Regions from separate parts of the Homo sapiens genome. Here region 1 is linked to region 2. A link is a loop called in an ENCODE intact Hi-C map of the cell type or tissue named here. Cell type or tissue: mammary epithelial cell. All regions are shown on one strand. Links, peaks and the distances in the headings refer to the core of each region. The heading gives the core; the rest is flanking DNA.

Evidence for each region. Hi-C counts contacts between places; a loop is a spot of excess contacts. Peaks named below come from ENCODE experiments on the same cell type or tissue, not always from the same donor. Only the 100,000 strongest peaks of a DNase experiment are listed, where the experiment ranks them.
Region 1: a loop joins it to region 2, with 5 times the contacts of the local background. A loop is called at or near these places in 1 of 110 quality-filtered maps.

Annotation. Positions count from the first base shown.
Region 1 is chr1:30,616,231-30,621,608 of GRCh38, forward strand. No RefSeq gene overlaps it. Among named protein-coding and RNA genes, the nearest start is that of MATN1-AS1, 100 kb to the right of the region's middle. RefSeq lists enhancers at 1,353-1,522, 1,740-2,939. In mammary epithelial cell, for the core only: no CTCF peak of the experiment used is centred there; a DNase peak (open chromatin) is centred at 2,381; H3K27ac peaks cover 1,529 bases.
Region 2 is chr1:30,699,005-30,704,382 of GRCh38, forward strand. No RefSeq gene overlaps it. Among named protein-coding and RNA genes, the nearest start is that of MATN1-AS1, 17 kb to the right of the region's middle. In mammary epithelial cell, for the core only: no CTCF peak of the experiment used is centred there; a DNase peak (open chromatin) is centred at 2,157.

The DNA of each region.
Region 1 (5,378 bases), core at 141-5,140, 83 kb before region 2:
ATTATATTTTCATTCATTACTTGTCAATTGCTTTTTTTTCCCTTTTTGAAACAGGGCCTTGCTCAATCACCTAGGCTGGAGTGCAGTGGTGCATTCAAGGCTCACTGCAGCCTCAACTTCCCAGGCTCAAGCTATCCTTCCACCTCAGCCTCCCGAGTACCTGGACTACAGGTACGCACCATGCCCAGCTAATTTTTTATATTTTGTAGAGACGAGGTCTCGCCATGTTGCCCAGGCTGGCCTTGATCAAACTCCTGGGCTCAAGTGATCCACCCGCCTTGGCCCCTCAGAGTGTTGGGATTACATGTATGATCCACCACACCCAGTTTTGTTAATTGTCTTAACATCTCTGACTGACCACACACACAAATCAAATGAGATTATTTCATTCATTCATACAATAAGTATTTATGTGCCAGGCAATATTCTAAGCTCTAGAAATTATTAATAAGCAAAACAATGCAACACCCCTTTCTTCACAGATGCTATGTGTTGCTACAGAGACAGATGATAAGCAAGGGAAATAAATCAAATATACACGGAATATGCCAGATAGTGGTAAGCGATGAGGAGACATCAGATAGAGATGGGGGATGAAGAATGTCAGGAGATTGGGGTGCGGTTTTATACGGGTGATCAGGAAAGGCCTCAGTAAGGACTCACTTGGGAACAGCCCGAAGGCTGGGAGCCATGAGGACATCTTGGGTGGTCAGCCCAGGCAGCGGAAGCCACACGTGCAGATTCCCAGAGGTGAGAGTGACCCTGGCATGCTCAAGGGTCAGCAGGGAGGCCCAAGTGGCTGGGGCAGAGTAAAGAGGGGTAGGGGATGAGGTCAGAGAGGTCATGGGGCCTGGGACCAGGAGAGGACTCAGGCTTTAATCTGCAGAAGCTGGGCACCCATGGAGAGTGTGAGCAAGGAAGGAAATGGTTGCAGGGGCATTTTTAAAGGCTCTCTCCTGCTTCTAGGTGGAGACGAGACCACAGGGCGCAAGAGTGAAATCGAACTGGGGAGATGATCGGGCATCTCCTGCAATCATCCTGGCAGTGGGTGACAGTGAATGGAATCAGGGTGGGAGCTGGAGGGTTAGAGATGATTAATTAAAAAGCGTCTGACACAGTGCTGGCGCACAGTAGGCCCTCAGGCGATGGTAGCTGTGATGACTCATATACTGAAAGTTCTGGGAGCCCTAAATTGAAATCTCTTGGCTGTCTGGCCACATTGCTCTGGCCTAGTACCGACGTCATCTCTCAGAGGAGATTAACAAAGACAAATCTTCAGACTGCATAGAAAATATCACTGATGATATGGTGAGGGGGTAAGTTGCTTGCCAAGGTCTTCGGAGTAATAGGAAAAGACAAGAGGGCCGGATTATACAAGTGATAAAACGCTGACATCTCACACATACGACATGTGCTTGAAAGATGCACATTCAGATTCTTTTTAAGGGTAAAGTAACCTTTAAAAGTGATTTATTCCTCCTCGGTTTAAAAAAAAATGTTTGAGAGGTAAAATATATGTGTGCGGCAACTTGAGTTTTCCCAAGTTAAACCCTTCCTCCTGCAATATATTCTCTCAGTGGGCTTTTTACTGGACGGTGATTATATCAATAGCACACTATGTTCACACGGGCAAGAGATCACACACATTTCTTCTGGAGTGAAACTGACTGTCAGTTTAGATTAGAAAATCTGGCTGGTTGACACAGGCAGGGAGCAGTGTGTGTGTGTGTGTGTGTGTGTGTGTGTGTGTGTGTGTACATCTTAAAAGGAAAAAAGAAAAGAAAACAGCCACAGAGCAATGTAGCAATTTAAAGATACCATTCATTTTGTTGGGTTTTGTTTTCAATGAAAATATCAGGAAAGCATTCCCAGTAGATCACAGGGGACCCAAGAAAATGGAGAGGTGCAGCCCAGCAGACAAGAAAATGGGGCTTGCACTCTTGGGGGGCAGGTGTCAGGACCCTTCCCCAAGCCGGCAGGGTGACCTTGAACCTGTTGCTATTCCTCTCTGGGCCTCCATTCCCCCAATGTGTAAAACATGGACTCCTTGGTCTCTATGATTCCTTCCAACTTCTAAAATTATAAATCAGTCAAAGATGAAGGATGATAAATGAAGGAGTGGAGAGGAGGCAGGAAGGACAATCTTATTGATCTTGAGACTTTGATTCAAAGAACAAAAGTGAGAGGAAATGTCGCTCTCGGTGAGAATGTTGTGACTCACCCTGGATGAATGAGGCAGCAGAGTTGGTTAGATATCTTCACCTCTATCACCTCGATCTTCCCCATAGTCCCAGAAGGTGGGGATAATTATCCCCACTGCGTGAATGTGGCAGCTGTGACTCGCAGAGGTGGTGGGACCTGCCCAAGATTGCATTGCTGGTGAGTCACCTGCCAGAGCTGGATTTCAACTGATTCCAAATTGCACACTCCTGTTCCAGCTGCCCAGACCTGAATTCTCAAGACAGAGCCTGAAGGAGGGACCTGAGGCTGCTCTGCCTCTCTCTGAGATGGCCACGAAAGCTGAGGTTGGGAGGGACTGCAGTGTGGGCTCACAGAGAGCTGCTGTCATTCTCCCAGGGCCAGTCACAGAGATCCTGCTCCTTTGCTAGTTAGGACCAAACAGGAAAATGGACTTTCAGCTTTGTATCTGGTGAAACTTGACTGGAGAAAGCTGTTTGGGCCTGAAAACAGAATGAGGCATCTCACTTTTCCCTCTAGGTCTAGGCAGGGACTCCCTGGGAGATGAGGTTTTTCAGGAGACCTGGGCAGTTGGCTGCCGGGAGAATCGCCACCCACAGCCCTTCATCCCTGGGAGCAGAGACCCCGAGAGAGGGGCAGACCTACCTGCAGAAGGTGGACCCCAGCCCACATGCCAAGGAGGAACAGGGGCATGCACCACCTCAGGGTCAACTTTTGTGTTTGCCTCTTCCAGACCCACCCAGTAAACCAACTTCAGCCTGATCCCAGCGTCCCAAACTCAGTGTCTTCCACCCAGTAGGTGCTCCTGGGAGCTGAAGTAGCTCAGCAAGGCAGCAAAGATCAACTTGGCTAAAATTTGCCTGAAACCACTTTCAAAATGAAACACATCAGGGAACAAGTGGCTGGGTGGTGGTCAAGATGACCAAATTTTTTCTCTTCAGACTTCACCATTTCTTGATTACACCCTGGGCAAACAGCGAGAGACAGAAATCACAGGAAAGGTGCTTCTGCTATACACAGTCCCAGGCAAGGTGTGCAGAGGTGAGACCCACCCCAGGTCTTCTGCTCCCACCCCAGGCCTAATTCACTGATCTCTGCATTTCCACATATCCCATGTCTCCTCCTGGGTGAGCTGTTGGTAGCTCAAACACAATATGTCCAAAAGTGAATTCAACTTCTCTCTAACCTAACTCTCACTGTGTTCCCAGGGTCCAAGGTTTGAGCAACTCTCCTAGTCACCCAATCTTGGAAACTCAGTGTCATCTTGTTACACTTTGACAAAGAATTTTACTTAAGAAAATTGCCCAGCATTTTCTGAGATGCCCAGAAAACGCTGGAGAGCTGAACAAGGCTGGATCACTTCAGACCAGACACAAAACGGCCATAGTTTATGAGCGAACAATACATGTTTGATGAATAAATGGACAAACCCATGCATGAATAAAAGAGCAATGAATGAATGAAGTCATGCATGAAAAAGCATATTAGTAAGTGAACGAATGAATGGATGAGCCAATTAAAGAAAGAATGAATAAATAAAAAGAAGTAAATGAGAGGTAGAATACCACTTATATTAAAATCTAAGAAAACAATATCTGAACAAAGTACAAATAAATGAAAGAAGAAATGGGGGCACTAATGATGGAAGAAAGGATATAGTCACACGTGAATGAGTGTGAGAAGTAATTTTTTGAGACAAGGTCTTGCTCTGTTGTGCAGGCTGGAGAGCAGTGACACCATCTCAGCTCACTGCAGACTCAACCTCCTGGGCTCAAGTTCTCCTCTCACCTTAGCCTCCTGAGTAGCTGGGACTAGCGGCACACACCACCATGCCCATCTAATTTCTGTATTTTTTGTAGACATGGGGTCTCACCATGTTGCCCAAACTGGTCTCAAACTCCTGGGCTCAAGGCAATCCTCCTGCCTTGGCCTCCCAAAGTGCTGGGACTATAGGCAAGAGTCACCACGCCCAACATGAGAAAGAATTTTTAAATAGATTTTGAAACCGATGCAAGAGATGAATAATGAATAGTGAATGAATAAATGAGTGAATGAATGAAGTAAATGTACAAGGATTAACCAGCAAATGAGTAACTGAACCAATACATAAATGGATACAAATGGTGAAGGTGGTCCAGCCTTGATATGAGGGGGTGATGTGGTACAGGGAGGGATGCTGACAAACTCCATGGGAATTCAGTGGGACACCGTGGAGTTGAGGTCTTGGTAAACTAGCCACATTCCTCTTGGGGAAGATTTTTAAAGGGACTTCCATTTGAATTTAATAAGAATATTATTAAACAAATATCAGCTGACGCTAGCTGCTTTCCAGGATTAACTCTAGGTTCGTTGGAAAGAGCTCAATAGAATTGACGATACTGTTGTTCTGTTGCAGATAATTACCCATTACACAGCACCCCTCCAGCATGATTTTGATAATTGCTATTAAAATAAGGACTTCCACTGTCTCTTTACAAATTAACCTCCAAGAGGTGTAATTACTATCGTGGCAGGGAGGTTGGCTGTGTGGCCTGGGAATGATGGCTGGGGTTGAAGCTGTTGCAGTGACCACCTTGTGAGACCCGGCATGGGGTCCAGTAAGGAGGCATGAGACTAGGGTCTGGGGGCTCAGAAGTTCTGGGTTGCAGGCCCCATCCCCTGCCATGAAACATCACACAAGTCGTTCACCTGTTTGGGTCTCAGCTCCATTCCCTATGAAACTGAGGATGGTTCCCCTGAGCTCCCACAGCAATCCCCCACCCACCCCAGGGAGAGCAACAGAGTCTTCTTTTGACATGTGCCGCCTCCCCAGACTAAGGATGGAGACCCCTCAGTGCATCTCAGCAGCAGCACGGGGCCTGGCATGTAGTAGGTGCTCAGTAAGCACTGGCCCAGGGAATTAATGAATGATCTTAGTGTACAGTGTATGTTTTAGGAGCTGCCCTGAGTCCCTTTCAAAAGAACTGTGGTTTGATGAACAGGTGCCTCTCACCACATGTCCTTGAGTCACTTGTCACTCCTCCAGCCATCCCTTGTTCCCTTGACTCCCCCAGTGTCTACCTGTCTTGATCCCTCCTGCTGCCATGTGCTGCCTGTAACATTGGGTGGGCCTGGGAAGCATGGAAACAAGTAGGGGGGCTTGGGAACCCCCACTGCACTCCAGCCTGGGTGACAGAGAC
Region 2 (5,378 bases), core at 157-5,156:
CAGACCCCAGAGCCTGCAGGGCCCCAGGGGGACTCAGAGAAAGAAACTAGGGCCTTGAGGGCCTGAGGGAGGGGTGTCCTGGAAGAGAAGGAGGAGAGGAGGGAGAGAGGAAGGGAGGTTGGGTTTTGAGCCCCCACTCCCCACCAGATCTTATAATGGGCACTCCACACACTCTGTCTTATGTAATCCTCACAACAGTCCTAGGAACTTCTGTTAATGTCCCCATTTTTCAGATGAGAAAACTGAGTGCCTGAGGTGACATGGCATGCCCACGTCTCTAGCTGTTCAGTGGTAAAGCCAGGATTCCCACCCAGGCCTATCCAACTCCAAAGCACATGACTTTCCTTGTGCCTCAATCAACAAAGACATGAAATAACCAACCATTACAGGCTCCATCCGGCACAGAGTACAGGGCTCAGGGCCATGGGCATACATTGCAGGAAGAACTCTGGACTGAAAGTGGAGAAACTGAGGCTTAAAACATGGTGTTGCACTTCCTAGATGCATGGCCTTGGGCATCTCTCAGCCTCAATTTCTTATCTGTACAATGGGAGGGATGACCCCATCTGTGGGGTGGTGTGAGGGTTAAAATGAGACCTGTGTGATGGCATACAGTGGGCCAGCAACAAACGTGAGCTGAGGTAGAATCGAGGCTGTGCTGGGCTCTGAGCTCTCTGCTGTGACCCTTTCCTCACCTGGGGATTTCCTGACTCCTGACTCCTGGCTGTTTTGTGCATCCAGCCATCCATCCTTCCATCCCTCTATCCATCCCTCCATCTATCCCTTCATCCATCCATCCATCTATCCATTTATCCTTCCATCCATCCCTCTATCCATCCCTTCATTGATCCATCCATCCATCTATCCATCCATCCCTCCATCCACCTATCCATCCGTCCCTCCATCCACATATCCATCCATCCTTCTATCTATCCATCCATCCCTCCATCTATCCATCCATTCCTCTATCCATCCCTTCATCCATCCATCCATCCATCCATCCATCCATCTATCCATCCATCCCTTCATCCACATATACATCCATCCATCTATCCATCCATCCATCCTCCTATCCATCCATCCCTCCACCACCTATCCATCCATCCCTCCATCCACCTATCCATCCATCCCTCCATGCACATATCTATCCATCCATCCATCCATTCCTTTATTTATCCATGCATCCATCCTCTTGTTGATTTCTTCAGCGCTAACCTAGAACTACTCAGCCCTGGAGGGGGACACCAGGACCAACAAGACACTGCCGCTGACATCCAAAGGCCCTTTCAGCCTAGTGAGTGCATCAACAGGGGTTCAGGCCTGAACAGAGATCTGAGGAACTTGGTGGTCCCTCCATCCGTCACCCACTCTTCTGCCCTTCTGGTGGAGTCCTAGGGGAAACACAGGGAGGGCACCAACCTGAAGAGGAAGTCAGGAAGGGCTGCAAGAGAGAGTGGCTAAGTTCATCTCCAGCCTCAACAGAGCAGGAAGGGCATTCCAGGCACAGCATGTATAAAGGAACAGAGGTGCAGAAGAACCTGGCTGATCTGAGGAAGGGCAGGCAGCTCAGCACAGCTGGACCCAGGCGCAGCATGTAGGTAGCAGGCAGGGGGTGGAGACAGCAGGGAGAGGACACAGCCTGAAAGGAAGCAGGGTCAGGCTGGGAAGCCTTGAGTTCCAGGCCAAAGAGGTTAAACTTGATCCAACAGAAAATTAGGAGCCACAGACAGTTCTTGAGCTGGGGCATGACAGGATAGAATTCACATATTTGAAAGCACTCTCTGGCAGCAGTGAGCAGGAAGAGTTTCAGGGGAAACAGGAGCGAGGGGGCCAGCTGGGAAGCCGGTGTACCTCCTAGGCCCAGCACTTTAGGGCGGTCTTCTCAGGGCAGGTTTCCTGGCACCCCTCCACTTGCACCTACAGGGACACTCACAGAGTTCAATAGCTCAGACTCAAGCATCAGGTGGGAGCCTGGCTGGGCGATGGCCTAGGGTCAGTCCAGCTGGAGCTCAGCCCATGACCCAACACAAAAGTGCACACTGCACATCCCCCACAATGGCCCAAGGGATTCCTGGAGTCACTCCTGGGCTGCCATCAGCCTCATCACCAGGACACGTGCTCTGCCTCCCACTTGGCCGGTCCCCAAGGAGATGATTCAGCCTCTCTCCTCCTCCCTAGGTTTCCCTCCCCATCTCCTGTCTCTCTTAGCTGGTGACATGGCTTCCTGGTGCCCAGAGAAAATCCAAGCCTCAAAATAAGAACTTACTAGATTTCCTGACAACAAATATCCAAACTCCTGGCACTCACAAGGCCCTCCCCTTCCTCCTCCTGAAGATGGAGACTGTCCCCTCCTGCTGTCTGGGATCCCAGCCTGCTCTGACCGGCCCCGCCTACCCACTGCCTGGATCTCTCCAGGGTGGTGGGGACATGTTTAATCTCTTTACCTGTCTATACTCATCCCTGTCTCTATGCCCCATCTCTTCAGCACTGAATCATATTCAAGTCTGTCATCCCACAACAAACCTGAACCTGATGTCTCCCCTGAGCTGTCACCCTCTCACTCTCTCACTTTCCCTTCACTGCCCAACTTCCTGAACCAGCCATCCTTCCTGGTTGATCTCCACACACACTCTGCCCACCTCAGTCCCCATGCTGTCCCCAAGATGCTGCCCTTGTAAGGCCACATTTACCTGCTGGAAGGACCAGGCAGTGGGCACCCTCGGCCCATGCTTAGCCCCTGGGCAACACTCAGCCTGTGCCTGCTTCTCCTCCTCCTCTCTCCTCTTGGTCCCTGGGACCCCGTCCTCATTTTCCTCTTATCCCCCGGCCACTCCTCGGGCTCCCTTGCTGGTCCCTCTTGCTGTTCCTGAAGTGTAGGGGTCCTGGGGCTCTGTTCCAGGCCCTCTCCCCTGACCCTCCTCTCAACTTCTTCTCCTGGGGGCTCATCACTCCCTGCAACTTCAGTCATCTACATATTTGCCAATGACCCCAAACCTTCACCTGCAGCTCAGGACCTGCTTCTCCTGCCCCCTGGACACCCACGGGGCATGCACTGATGCAGCCACATCTAGCATCTCACCCAACCCCAAACCTGCTTCTCTATATGAGGAAGTGAGGGTCCCCCAGGCAGCCCAAGTCAGAAACCTGGGAGCCCCCCTCCACTTTCCCATCACTCATCACTGAGGCTAAGACTGAAACCCCCAAATATCTCCAAACTGCCCATTTCTCCCAGCCCCGCAGTCACTATCCTAGTCAGAGCCCCATGTCCTCCAGCCTGCATTGCAGCCTCTATGTCCTGACTGACTCCTTCCCCTGTCTCAGTCCTATCCTCACCTACATGGTGGTCAGAGGGACTTTCAGACCCAAATCTGCTCATATGCCTCCCCACTCATACCCTACATGCAACTGTCACACTTAGGATGTCAACTCCCCACTCCACCCCGACTCTACCCTAATCCAAGCAGCCGTATTATCTTCAGGCCCATCTCACCACCCATTGGCACTTCCCAGATAAGACTAAGCCTCCACTTAGACAGCCCCCTGACACCCCCTTCACTTGGGGCATCTTAGCCAGTACCGGCAAGACCAGGAAGAGTTCCCTTCACCCATGAAGTCCTCCTGGTCTTGCAGGTTCTGGCTCAGATGCCCCTTCCTCCAGGTAGGTTTCCCTGATTTTTGCCAGAGGCTCCCACAGCAGCCTGTGCTCCCCTCCACAGCCATCCTTACACCTCACGATGACATGTGCTAAACACCAGTTTCTCTGCTCAGCTAAAGCACCATGCTGGCAAAAACTGGGTCTCTTGTCCAGCTCCATCATAGCAGCACATAGTAGATGTTCAGCTGCCATTTAGTGGATGCATGGATGGATGGATGGATGGATGGATGGATGGATGGATGGATGGATGGATGGATAAATGGGTGGATGGATGGATGGATAGATGGATGGATGGATGGATGGATGGATGGATGATGGATGATGTATAGATGGATGGAAGATAGATAGATGGATAGTGGATGGATGGATAGATGATTAATAAATGGATGGATGGATGATGAATAGATGGATGGATGAACTGATGGTGGATGATGGATGGTGGATAGATGGGTGGATGATGAATGATGGATAGATGGATAGATGATGGATGATGGATGGATGAATTGATGGAAGGATAATGGATGATAAATGGATATGGATGGGTGGGTGGATGAATGTGACTTACCAAATGTTCTGTTAATATTTGTTGATTTAAATTCACATTTCAGTGCTACTAAGCTCCCATGTTGTGAGTGGACATGTTGGACAGCTTCAGGGTATCTAAGAACCTCATAAGTAATGATGATTAGCATAGGTAAGATGAAATTTTGGCTTAATTTCAGACTACATATCTGACAATCAGAGCGGGGTCAGACCCCCCGAGATTACACCAAACCTGTCCCCACCGGACCAACAGAAATTTCCCCCATGGAGGACAAAATCTCAGAGGATAAAGCCCTACTACATTCCAGGGACTTGACCTGCCTCTCTTTGGTGTTCCTCACAGTCACCCCCATGAAGTCAGCCTTGTGGTGTCAACCTACAATCAAGGACATGGTGGCTCCAAGAAGCTGTGTCACCACTGGGTGACACACCAAAGCCTGCCTGGCCCGGGGCTATGAAGTTCGAGGAGGAGTTCCCTAGTGGGGATGGCCCTCATGGAGCTCTGTTGAGGATTGGGGTGGCAAGAACTTGGCCCCTTCCCCTCTAAAAGCCATCAGTCACCTCACCCAGAATAAAGTCCCTGAATAACAGTGGTGCCAAAGCCGATAATAATCATAATGATAACACCAACCTCTGCTTCCCTGGCTGGGCTGACCCTGTGCCAAGCTCCTGCCAGCACGCCACCCTCCTCATCTCATCAACCGTCGCCACAACCCTGTGAGCTGTTACTGCTCACCCCATATCACAGATGAGGAAACTGAGGCTCACAGAGATGCAGCGACCTGCCCAAGGCCCCTCAGCCCCAGGCAGAGCCAGGCTGGCCCTGGGTGTCTGACTCTGGGCCTCAGAGGCCTCCTCCACGTCCCTCACACTTGAGCAGCTTCTCTGACACGTTCATGCTTTTTGCTGTCCCCTCCCCCTGCACAATGTTGACTCAATCATCCCTTTAATCTGACTTGAAATAGGCCGTTTTCCATTTGTCTCACCCTGAGCAACAAAATCCATGAAATCAAGGCTTCAATGCGCTAATTTCTTATGGGTTTTTTCCTGATACTATTAAAATACATACATGACTGGGAAACTATGAAATATCAAATGTTTGTGCACCCACAACCCATGGTCACCTCATATCCCAGTGAGTACACCCCACTCCCTGGGTGGCTCTGACTGCTGTTGGAGA